Linked DNA regions of Homo sapiens: region 1 is linked to region 2. A link is a contact called in ENCODE Hi-C or POLR2A ChIA-PET data. All regions are on one chromosome and are shown on one strand. The core of a region is the stretch at or near the end of the contact, and the rest is flanking DNA. Distances in the headings are between cores, read along the strand shown. Region 1 overlaps LDLRAD4 (low density lipoprotein receptor class A domain containing 4). Region 2 overlaps CIDEA (cell death inducing DFFA like effector a).

The links. A loop is a pair of places that touch in the nucleus more often than their neighbours do. ChIA-PET counts read pairs that join two places held with the same protein, here RNA polymerase II (POLR2A).
Region 1: a loop to region 2 is called in a map of ascending aorta, with 2.8 times the contacts of the local background. The contact joins two enhancer-like sites. A Hi-C loop is called at or near these places in 1 of 168 maps with a recorded cell type or tissue (ascending aorta). POLR2A ChIA-PET finds 5 or more read pairs at or near these places in 1 of 52 experiments (OCI-LY7).

The regions. Positions count from the first base shown.
Region 1 is chr18:13,497,062-13,502,777 of GRCh38, reverse strand. The region is part of intron 4 of LDLRAD4 (low density lipoprotein receptor class A domain containing 4); the gene reads right to left. Among named protein-coding and RNA genes, the nearest start is that of LDLRAD4-AS3, 29 kb to the right of the region's middle. RefSeq lists an enhancer at 1,881-2,538. Within about 2 kb of position 2,502, at least 15 of the 41 ENCODE cell types and tissues checked have a DNase peak (open chromatin) inside an H3K27ac peak, as active enhancers do; they include ascending aorta, where a contact is called at or near this core.
Region 2 is chr18:12,276,030-12,281,471 of GRCh38, reverse strand. CIDEA (cell death inducing DFFA like effector a) reads right to left here. Exons shown (of 5, transcript NM_001279.4): 5 at 3,877-4,349. The coding sequence ends at 4,202. Among named protein-coding and RNA genes, the nearest start is that of CIDEA, 24 kb to the right of the region's middle. RefSeq lists enhancers at 1-3,775, 4,577-5,200. Within about 2 kb of position 2,216, at least 28 of the 41 ENCODE cell types and tissues checked have a DNase peak (open chromatin) inside an H3K27ac peak, as active enhancers do; they include ascending aorta, where a contact is called at or near this core.

The DNA of each region.
Region 1 (5,716 bases), core at 1,253-3,752, 1.2 Mb before region 2:
CGAAGCACTGAGAAGACCTGTTTCATAGACAGATCACGTCCATGGGTGTGGCCCGTACAGTCCTCCCAGTGGGGTTCCTGTTTGGTGTCACTTCAGGCAGCCGTGGCCCAAGCTAGCTGAGAGTGGGTGAGAAGCAGAGCTACACGGCTTGTTCCTTTGCCACCGGCTGGATGCTCCTTTATCTTTTCCCCTACTTACTTTTTTCTTCGATAAAGAGTCGACAAATAATTAAGAATTTACTAGACAGTCATATTGTACACTTACGAGCTCAGCACACAATTAAAATGTTTTAAATGACTTAGTGCCTTGTACGAACTTCATACACAAAAGTTTGGTAGTATGCATACCAATATTTGGTATTCAGCTATGGGTGTGTGAAAGAATTAGTACATCTTAAACCCAAATAAAAGCATTTTAGAAAAGAGGCATCACAAAAGGCATCTGGACACAGTCCCAAGAGCTGGTGAATCGGTCAGGACCAGCACAGAGGCTAGTGGGACAGAATTTTAAAAGATGTGGCACCAGCTGATAAAACCTAAAGCACTAAGTAGTAAGAGTATCAAAACTGACAGGACACGTAACTTTAAGTCAGGAGCTAAAGAAAACACAGGAGAGCTGACAATCAGAGCAGCTGAAATGGTTTTCCGTACCTCATTGCAAAAACTTTCACAATGAGTATTTGCTACTCTGGTGACGGTTCAAAGCCTTCCGCGAATTTGCAGCGTTACACAAGATGTCACTTTCTCCCCTCAATTTGCCTACGGCACCTACCCGGACTTCTCAGCTGTGTAGGCACCAATTTCAAAGAGGTCTGAAGCCAGTGGAGTAAAAGCATTTTAAGTGTGATGTTTTCTTAGGTTGAACATATCAAACACACATTTCTAGTACAATTCCAAATGTTTCAAAATATTATTTTAGTTGTTAAGAATCTTGAAATGAAAGCTCTGTTATTACAGAATGCCCCTGTTTTTATCATGCATTAAACCAAACCAACCCCCACCCCATTCCCTGGCTCTCAGAGAGAGGGACATGCGTGTGTGAGCGAGTGTCAGGCGTCCTGTGCACACACAGGCACGTCATGTTTCTCCTCTCACTCCGGACCCCTTGGGTTTCTATGGATTATTAATAATACCCACCCACCTGGCTGGCAGACTTTTCACAACACACCCTACAAGATTCTGCAAAAAAAAAAAGCAACACAATTTGAAAATACACAATGCCAACCTCCGGAGGAGGGAAAGAGAAAGAAAGGAATTAAGGGTGAGACCCAGACAGACAGACAGACAGACAGGCTCAAGGAAACTGTGTTCCCTGGGGTCTGGGCCATGCAGCCGTCGGCAGGTACTCAGCTCTTCTCGGCGCAGACTTGCTTAGCATGGCAATCGGCTGTCTGCCCAGGAGGATGAGGTAATGTCTAGGTTTAATGCCAAAATCTCTCTCACTGGCAGGACACATCGGGTAAATATTTCTACTGCAGGAGACCACATTCATTTGATGCTACTGCCAGTTTTATTATTGTTATTATGCTCATTAATATTAATACTCAGCCACTGTACCTATTTAAGATTGAAGAGGAGAAAGGCAAGGTTTTGCTGAAATCATGATAGCAGGTGCAGGGGGAAGAAAGTAGCCCCTACTCCACCCCCCGGCCTCAATCTCCCGCTAACAACAGTTACAGCACCAGCCTTCTGCAATCCCTTCCATCATCCTCAGCTGCACAGAGACCCCCTGCAACTTCCTCTCCAGGTGGCTGTAAATCTGGGACCTAGCAGTGACAATGGGTTTGGGGCGGGTGGGCATGAGGGGCTTGAAGGCTCCTTGAAGCGACCTTCCTAGTTATAATATTTGAAAATGTAGAATAATTTATGGGTCAGATTGCCAATGGTTCCTTCTCCTTTCTAAAAACCAATTCTGAATTTGCTTCACCATATTTTTGATGATGTGTTTTATGGCCTCACAAACTCCCAGCTGGTTCCCTCGATGATCTCGTCTCTGTGGTTACTGTCAACAATCCACATTCGTGTTGTGGCATATCATCTTACAGAAGCATTTAAAGCAGCTCAGGGCTTCTTTCCTCTGATGTAGATTTTCTCCATTGTTACTCAACGAGGCTCTGACATCAGCCTCCTTTCAGTTCAAAAGACAGGACGTTTTTCTGGGAGTCAGGAACTGAATGCAGAACTTCCCGCGGGCTTCACAAAGGACCGCCGAAAGGGACAGTCACACACTGCCATGGATGTGGTCTCCTCTCTGAGGAGCTGGGAATAACGCTGCCCTCCCACAGGCGCTGCTCCCAGGAGGGGCGGGAAAGCATGATGCCAAAGGGCAGTTTCAAAACTGGGCCCCGGGGAGCAGCAGCGTTAGGTGTGGACAACATGAAAAAGCACCTAAGACCCAGTGCTGTCCTGCAATGAGACAGAGACGCGGCCACTGTCCCGCACAGCCCCACGGGCAGAGGAGGCGCTCCAGAGGAGGGACTTTGAGAGACGACGCAATGTGCCTGCTGTGGGAAGTCACAAGACAGCTGCTATTCCCGGGCCGTCAGGGCCAGGCCAGCCTGGCTAGCTGCTGAGAGGGTCTGCACAGTGACTCCATGAGGTTAGCAAAATATATATATTTTTAAAGCCTAGCAACCTTTCCTAAACATTTTTTTTTAATCACCAAAACATCACATTGTAAGGAGTTTCAGATTATTCCCAACATTTCCCAATGTCAAGTCTTGGACAACATGTCTGCACCAAACATGTGCTTCTAAATAGAAAACCGAAAGTCCCTGTCAATCAGGAAGGTAACACTCTGGAGAGGAGGAGGAAAGGAAGTGAGACAGTGCTGGTGTCTTTTGTCATTAGGACAGTGGAGATGCGGCTGCTTGACCCAAGCAGCATACTGGAAGGACAGCTGAGAGCAAAAACGGAAAGGGAGCGTGGAGGTTTTCACAGCAGGACGTGTGTGGGCAGAAGGATTCTCCAGTGTCCACAGCAGGATACGTGTGTGGAGATGGATTCTCCAGTGTCCACGGCTGGACGTGTGTGGCAAAAAGGATTCTCCAGTGTCCACGGCGGGACATGTGTGGAGATGGATTCTCCGGTGTCCATGGCAGGACGTGTGCGGCGAGAAGGATTCTCCAGTATCCACAGCGGGACGTGTGTGAGTAGAAGGATTCTCCAGTGTCCACGGCAGGATGTGTGTGGCGAGAAGGATTCTCCAGTGTCCACGGTGGGAAGTGTGTGGCGAGAAGGATTCTCCAGTGTCCACGGCGGGACGTGTGTGGCAAGAAGGATTCTCCAGTATCCACGGCGGGACGTGTGTGAGTAGAAGGATTCTCCAGTGTCCACGGCAGGACGTGTGTGGCGAGAAGGATTCTCCAGTGTCCATGGTGGGAAGTGTGTGGCGAGAAGGATTCTCCAGTGTCCACGGCAGGACGTGTGTGGCAAGGATTCTCCAGTATCCATGGCGGGACGTGTGTGAGTAGAAGGATTCTCCAGTGTCCACGAAAGGACGTGTGTGGCGAGAAGGATTCTCCAGTGTCCACGGTGGGAAGTGTGTGGCGAGAAGGATTCTCCAGTATCCACAGCGGGATGTGTGTGAGTAGAAGGATTCTCCAGTGTCCACGGCGCGACGTGTGTGTGAGTAGAAGGATTCTCCAGAGTCCACGGCGGGACGTGTGTGGTGAGAAGGATTCTCCAGTGTCCACGGCGGGATGTGTATGGCGAGAAGGATTCTCCGGTGTCCACGGCAGGACGTGTGTGGCAAGAAGGATTCTCCAGTGTCCACGGCGGGACGTGTGTGGAGATGGATTCTCCAGTGTCCACAGCAGGACATGTATGGCGAGAAGGATTCTCCGGTGTCCACGGTGGGACGTGTGTGGCGAGAAGGATTCTCCAGTGTCCACGGCGGGACGTGTGTGGCGAGAAGGATTCTCCAGTGTCTACGGCTGGGGACATGTGTGGGGAGGATTCTCCAGTGTCCACGGCGGGACGTGTGTGGGGAGAAGGATTCTCCAGTGTCCACGGCGGGATGTGTGTGGGCAGAAGGATTCTCCAGTGTCCACAGTGGGACACGTGTGGCAAGAAGGATTCTCCAGTGTCCACAGCAGGACGTGTGTGGGGAAAAGGATTCTCCAGTGTCCACAGTGGGACACGTGTGGCAAGAAGGATTCTCCAGTGTCCACAGCAGGACGTGTGTGGGGAGAAGGATTCTCCAGTGTCCACAGTGGGACGTGTGTGGCGAGAAGGATTCTCCAGTGTCCACAGTGGGACACGTGTGTCAAGAAGGATTCTCCAGTGTCCACGGCGGGACGTGTGTGTGGAAAAGGATTCTCCAGTGTCCACGGCGGGATGTGTGTGGCGAGAAGGATTCTCCAGTGTCTATGGCTGGGGACGTATGTGGGGAGGATTCTCCAGTGTCCACGGCGGGATGTGTGTGGGGAGAAGGATTCTCCAGTGTCCACGGCAGGACGTGTGTGGGCAGAAGGATTCTCCAGTGTCCACAGTGGGACGTGTGTGTGGAAAAGGATTCTCCAGTGTCCACGGCAGGACGTGTGTGTGGAGAAGGATTCTCCAGTGTCCACGGCAGGACGTGTGTGTGGAGAAGGATTCTCCAGTGTCCACAGAGGGACGTGTGTGGCGAGAAGGATTCTCCAGTGTCCATGGCAGGACTTGTGTGGGCAGAAGGATTCTCCAGTGTCCACAGCAGGACGTGTATGGCGAGAAGGATTCTCCAGTGTCCATGGCGGGACGTGTGTGGAGAAGGATTCTCCAGTGTCCACGGCAGGACTTGTGTGGGCAGAAGGATTCTCCAGTGTCCACAGCAGGACGTGTATGGCGAGAAGGATTCTCCAGTGTCCATGGCGGGACGTGTGTGGGCAGAAGGATTCTCCAGTGTCCACAGTGGGACACGTGTGGCAAGAGGGATTCTCCAGTGTCCACGGCGGGACGTGTGTGGGAAGAAGGATTCTCTGGTGTCGTTTTCGCTGGCTCCTCACTCCCAGCTAACAAAGTGTTTCTTCCCATTGTAGCTTTGGCTTTCAGAAGTCAGCCTTCTTTCCTCCCCAAAGGGAGGGCTTTCCTCACATAAAAGAAAATTAAGGCTCCCCCATATGTGTTTTGACCTGGTATTATGGCATGAAAGCCACTTGCACCTTCTTACAAAGTCTTAGTGAACTACTTCTGAAAAATGGTAATAATTAAAAAGGGTTAAAAATACACAGTAGTCAGCCTTTTAAAAACATTACAAGACTGACACAGCAGGCATGTGAAAAAAGAAGGAAAAAAAAAAAACACTACAAGAGCCACCCTTTTGCCAGGCCCAGTGGCTCAGGCCTATAATCCCAGCACTTTGGGAGGCCGAGGCAGGAGGATCACTTGAGGCCAGGAGTTCATGACCAGCCTGGGCAACATAGTGAGACCTTGTCTCTACAAAAAAAACAAACAAATTAGCTAGGCATGGTGGCATGTCCCGGTAGTCCCAGCTATTCCGGAGGCTGAGGCAGGAGGATTGCTTGAGCCCAGGAAGTCAAGACTGCAGGGAGCTGTGATCACTGCACTCCAGCCTGGGTGAGAGAGTGAGACCCCATCTCTAAAAAATAAAAAGAACCCTTCTTTAAGTTGAAATAAAAGGAAGCTAAATAAAATGCTCTGTAACTAAGCAGTCTCCACTTTATTTAGACTAGAGAATGCTCATTATGAGTCAGGCAGCAGGCTGGATGGAAATTACT
Region 2 (5,442 bases), core at 967-3,466:
AAAAAAAGATGATGAGCTGGGTGTGGTGGTGTGCACCTATAGTGTCAACTACTTGGGAGGCTGAGGTGGAAGATACATTTAAAAAAATGTTATGTTGGCCAGGCATGGTGGCTCACACCTGTAATCCCAGCACTTTGGGAGGCCAAGGTGGGTGCATCACCTGAGGTCAGGAGTTCAAGACTAGCCTGGCCAATGTGGTGAAACCCCAAAAATACAAAAATTACCTGGGTGTGGTGGCACGCACCTGTAATCCCAGCTATTCAGGAGGCTGAGGCAGGAGAATCGCTTGAACCCAGGAGGCGGAGTTTGCAGTGAGTCGAGACCACACCATTGTACTCCAGCCTAGGCAATAAGAGCGAAACTCCATCTCAAAAGAAAAAAAAAAAGTTATGTTGATTTTGCCACAATACAATAAAATCTTGGGGAAGACAGAGCTCTCCTCCTGGCCCACTGGGACTTGAGAGCTGGCTGTCAGAGCTGGAGGGCAGGCAGGTAGCCCCATGGCCTCTGCTGCTGGAGGGGGCCTGGTAATTCTAGCAAGGAATAGCTGTCCCCGTGGAGGTGATGGTAGAGAAAGGTGCTGGCCACAGTTTTCTTTCCCTACAATTTATAACACAGGAGGGAGTGGGAGCCAGGAGACCCTGTGTGGGGACAGTGCCATCCTGGGTGGAGGCCCACCCCCACATGTGGCTTGATGAGCCGCCCCCACCTCATCACATGAGGAGAAAGGAGAACTTCCCTTTGGGGAAATGGACCCCCGTTTTAGAATCCTAGTCCTGAAGAGGCCTACGCCATGGCTTTGAGCTGGGCTCCTGACCTGGCGGGTGGTGACAGTTTCCTTGGGGTGCAGGAGAAGGGCAAGCTGTGGCTGGCCAGCTGAAAAGTGCTGGCTGGAAGAGGGACCGTGTTTACATTTTTAAAATCTGGGCCAAGAAAATCTGTCTGGGAATGGAGTTCCTGGACCAAGTCGATTGGATCCTGATTTTATGGATGAAGACAGTGGTTTGGGCTGTGAAGTCTGGTCACTACAGGTGATTTTAGCCAGAGTCTGTCTCTGGCCATGAGATCATGGCTCTTAGAGCATTTCATTCTGATGTCCTCAGTTCATCCCAGGCCTGCACTCTGTTCCCTGCTGCTGGCAGAAAGTGCTCCTTGAATCTAGCCTACGGATCATGTGGCAGAAACACACCAGGACGCATGCGCGTGGGATGCTCATGGCAGCTACCTGTGTTTGTGCGCCTGAAAAAGAGGTCATAGGAGTGACGTCCAGGTCCATGTAGTGACTGCAGGAGCATGAAACCTGGGCTCATGGGAACCATTTCTTTTTTTCTGAATTGTGATTCTAGAAGTGAATAATTTCCAATTCGAGCTCTTCTGCTTGGCCCCATCAAAGACACACAGACGAACACTCAGCCCCTGAAGGGACACACACGCCACCCTGGGGGTTCAGCTGAAGGCTTAGGTGGAGGCGGCATCCAGGCCTCACAGGGTCCAGGCCCTGAGCCCGCTGGAGTGCCTTGGCTCTCCCCACCCACCCTCACCTGCATGGGGCACATCCTGGTCTGAGCTAGCGGGCTAAATGCAGATGATAGAGAAACTAAGATGAGAACGAGAAAGTGTCACATTTGGAGTGCCTGTCACCTAATCCGAACCAGAGACAAGACAGCCACGCCTGCTGGGACCCTTCCCCTAAGGGAGTGGGTTTCAATTCCACCAGTCTCCTGGCCAAGGGCCCACTGAAGACTTTGACAATAGCAAAACCAACCTTTGCTGCCTCCTCCCTGAGGCCTGGAGCCTCCCTGAGGGTTCTGCGAAGAGGCTGCTCTGTCCCGGGCCACTCCGTGAATCATGGGCACAGGAGACAGGGCGGCGGTGGCCGCAGCTCCTTCAGAAGCTCCCAAATGCCAAGAGGTCCTTCTGAATGTCCTCCCCTTTCCCATGGGGAGAAGGCCAGCCCGTCCCTTCCCCAATTCCTCCCTTCGAACAGGTTGGGCCCCCACAGTTTCCCCACCATCTGGACGTAGGCCTAGGGCCTCTCAGCGAGTGAGGGCAGGGGCTGAGTCAACAGGATCAGGCACTGGAGTGAAAATTCCTTTTTTGGAAGCCAGGCAGTCACTGCCCAGGCCGGTGGAATCCTTGGGAAGTGACGCAAGCCCAGAGTCAGTGAGAGGCAGGAGTGAGCGCCCCTCGGCCAGGCCGGCCACACGCCTGGCTACAGCCCTCCTCCTCACCTCCTCTCCTGCTGGCCCGAGGTGGGCAGGGCGGTCAGGAGCTCCTTATATAGGAAATGTTTTGAAGTCACAGCAGACGGCCTGTGCCTGAACACTCTTTGTAACCCTCGCTCTACCAGCAGCGCAGCTCATTCTGGAAGGCAAGAAGGGATAATACTGAAAGTGCCTGTTTTTTTCGCAGTGTGAAAGAAGAGCCTGTGCTTTGAGGAACGCCACCTCCTTTCCTTTTGTCTGTCCTGCTGTGGGGCCTGGCCCAGCTTCTCCAAGAACTGGCTCAGACACAGTGAGAGCCCAGGACTCAGCGCCGGTCACGGGGCCTCTCAAAGGGGACTGCAAACTGTCTGTGAAGGGAGGACCATCCCTGCCGGGAACGGCTGAGCAGCAGCTGGGAGCCCCGGGAAGGGGGTAGGGGAGGGGAGAGTTTTTCTTCCTCTAGGGTTCCGGGACACACTGTGGTGTCTTTCTGTGGCCAGAGTTGGTGGCTAGGGAAGGAAAAGGCCTCCAAGGCATCATTTCTTAATCAGGAAATATTTTTCTTCTAGCATCTGTTCCCCCTGATTCTAGGAACAGCACCCTATTTCTCTTTGGGGTGGCTCCAGGACTCAGTGTGTGGCCCAGCCTGGCAGAGCCACCAGCTGCTGTGTCTGCAGCATGAGGTGTAACCCAGGACATCCAATGGGGGGACAAGGTGTAGCCCAGAGCTTCCTGCTGCAGGGCCTGAGGTCTGCACTTGCTTCCACTTGAGGGGGTCCCCCCTCCCTGCAGGGAATCAGATCCAAGAGAGTGGGAGACAGATTCTTACAATGTTGTCTGATTGCCTTCGTCCAGCTGTGCCTGCAGCTAGAGATCCCAGCCACGGACAGGAGGTTCCTCGCAGCTGAGCCAGCATGAGGCACAGCTCCACCTTGGCAACGCGGTGCCCCACCTGGCTGCAGGCAGAATCTGCAGCTGAGGGTGCAGCAGTTGTTTTTTGGTTTTTAAGAAAAAGGCTGGGCCGGGTGTGGTGGCTCACGTCTGTAATCTCAGAACTTTGGGAGGCCCAGGTAGGAGGATTGCTTGAGTCTAGGAGTTTGAGACCAGTCTGAGCAACATAGCAAGACCCCATCTCTACAAAAATAAAAAAAACTAGGGGTGGTGGTGTGCACTTGTAATCTCAGCTACTCAGGAGGCTGAGGTGGGAGGATGGCTTGAGCCCAGGGAGGTCGAGGCAGCAGTGAGCCGAGATCAGGCCGCTGTACTCCAGCTTGGGTGACAGAGCTAGACCCTGTCTCAAAAAAAAAAAAAAAAAAAAAAGAAGAAAAAGAAAAAAGAGGCTGAAAAAGTAAAGTCCTTTCACTTTCACAAGTGAAAAAGTAAAAAAGTCCTTGAAGACCTCCACAATTTGAGTCCTTCAGTGTGAGGGCCCCTTTGAGCCTGTTAAAAATCCATGTTTGAAAAAAACATACAATAACATTTTGCAGCTTGTTATTTTTGTGGCACTAATAAAGACTTATGAGAGATTATATCTGTTAGCAGAATATTCCTGGATGAGTTTTGCTTCTATATAAAGTTTTTTTTTTTTTTTGCTGTTCTGATAGTTTTGTTTTGTTTTGTTTGCTTTTTGCTCTTCTGAGAGATAAAGGAGACACAGGAAGTGTCACACATCTTGAAGGTCATTCTTGCGATGGGTTTATTGCAGGAGATGATGGACCAAATGGCTCTGACACATGCACACGCTCCTGGGCACGCCTGCTGCGTGCTCGCTTCCCATGACCCCCAGGGCCCTCTATGCCTCCCCCCCAGGGCACCCTGCCCACTGCCCCCACTTCATGTACCACCAAGCCCTTTCCTTTTCTGGGCACCACTCCTGAGCAGCGTGACCAGCGGCCTCCAAGTGCATGTGGCTCAGAACATAAAAGCATCTTCAACATTCGTCATTGAGCCAAACGAAACACAGTGTTTGGCTCAAGAGCCGGCGACAGCCTGCATCCCTATCCACACGTGAACCTGCCCTTGGCTTGTGACCGGAGGGATGGCCGCTCTTCCTTGTCATCCAGCACCCGGAGCATGTATGTGCCCAGATAGATGAGAAACTGTCCCGTCACCTGGGCGGAGTAGGACAGGAACCGCAGCAGACTCCTGTGGCAGAGGCAGATGGGGAGGCTTTAGCTTGGGATTTTGGGCCAGTGAGAAACAGACAGGATGGGAATACTTCACTCCCCCCACCAAAAGGCACTCGGAGGAGGCCAGGCTGACATTTAGAGCATGGCTGTCTGACTCTCAGAGTGCACGTGTCCCAGGGCTGGCACAGATGCAGCTGCCGTGGCAGTGGGTCTGGCCAGGAGCAGGTCTCTGTGAGCTCCCTGAGGACCCCCTTGCTGCTGGCCCAAGACCACCGCAAGAAGCACGGCTCCCATGAGCCACCTGAAGTGCGGCCTGCTTGTTGAGTGGCTGGCAAGCTCTGTGTGGAGCAGATGGCCGCACCCGCACAGGTGTGCTGTGTCCTGGGCTTCGGCTGCTGGGCTGTTCTAGGGGCCCTGCTACTGAAATCCCTTCCCTTCCTAAGGTAGTAGCAGGACATTCAGCAGTGACTGAGCCCATGGGGATGCGATAGCCAAGCCTGGGCAGCTGTCTCATCAGGAGGGCCCACTGCCCCCAGCACCCACAACAGGGTCCCTAGCAGGCGGTGCCTCCAGTGTGGGGGCTGTCGTGAGTTCCATGGCTGCTTGTGGTGTCATCGGATTTATCAGAGAATACAAATTAGTAACAAGAAGGCTGAACTTGTCTTTCAAGAAAGACTTTGTGGCCAGGTGTGGTGGCTCATGCCTATAATCCCAGCACTTTCAGAGGCTGAGGTGGGAGGATCGCTTGAGTCCAAGAGTTGGAAGCTGCAGTGAACTATGATTGTGCTACTGCACTCCAGCCTGGGGGACAGTGTGAGACCCTCTTTCTTAAAAAAAAAGAAAAAGGGCCTGGAATGTGGTTCATGCCTGTAATCCCAGCACTTTTGGAGACCGAGGTGGGTGGATCACCTGAGGCCAGTAGATTGAGACCAGCCTGGCCAACATGGTGAAACCCCGTCTCTATTAAAAATACAAAAGTTAGCTGGGTGTGGTGGTGCATGCCTGTAATCTCAGCTACTTGGGAGGCTGAGCCACGGGAATGGCTTGAACTTGAAAGGAGGAGGTTGCAGTGAGCTGAGATCGTGCCCCTGCCCTCCAGCCTGGGCAGC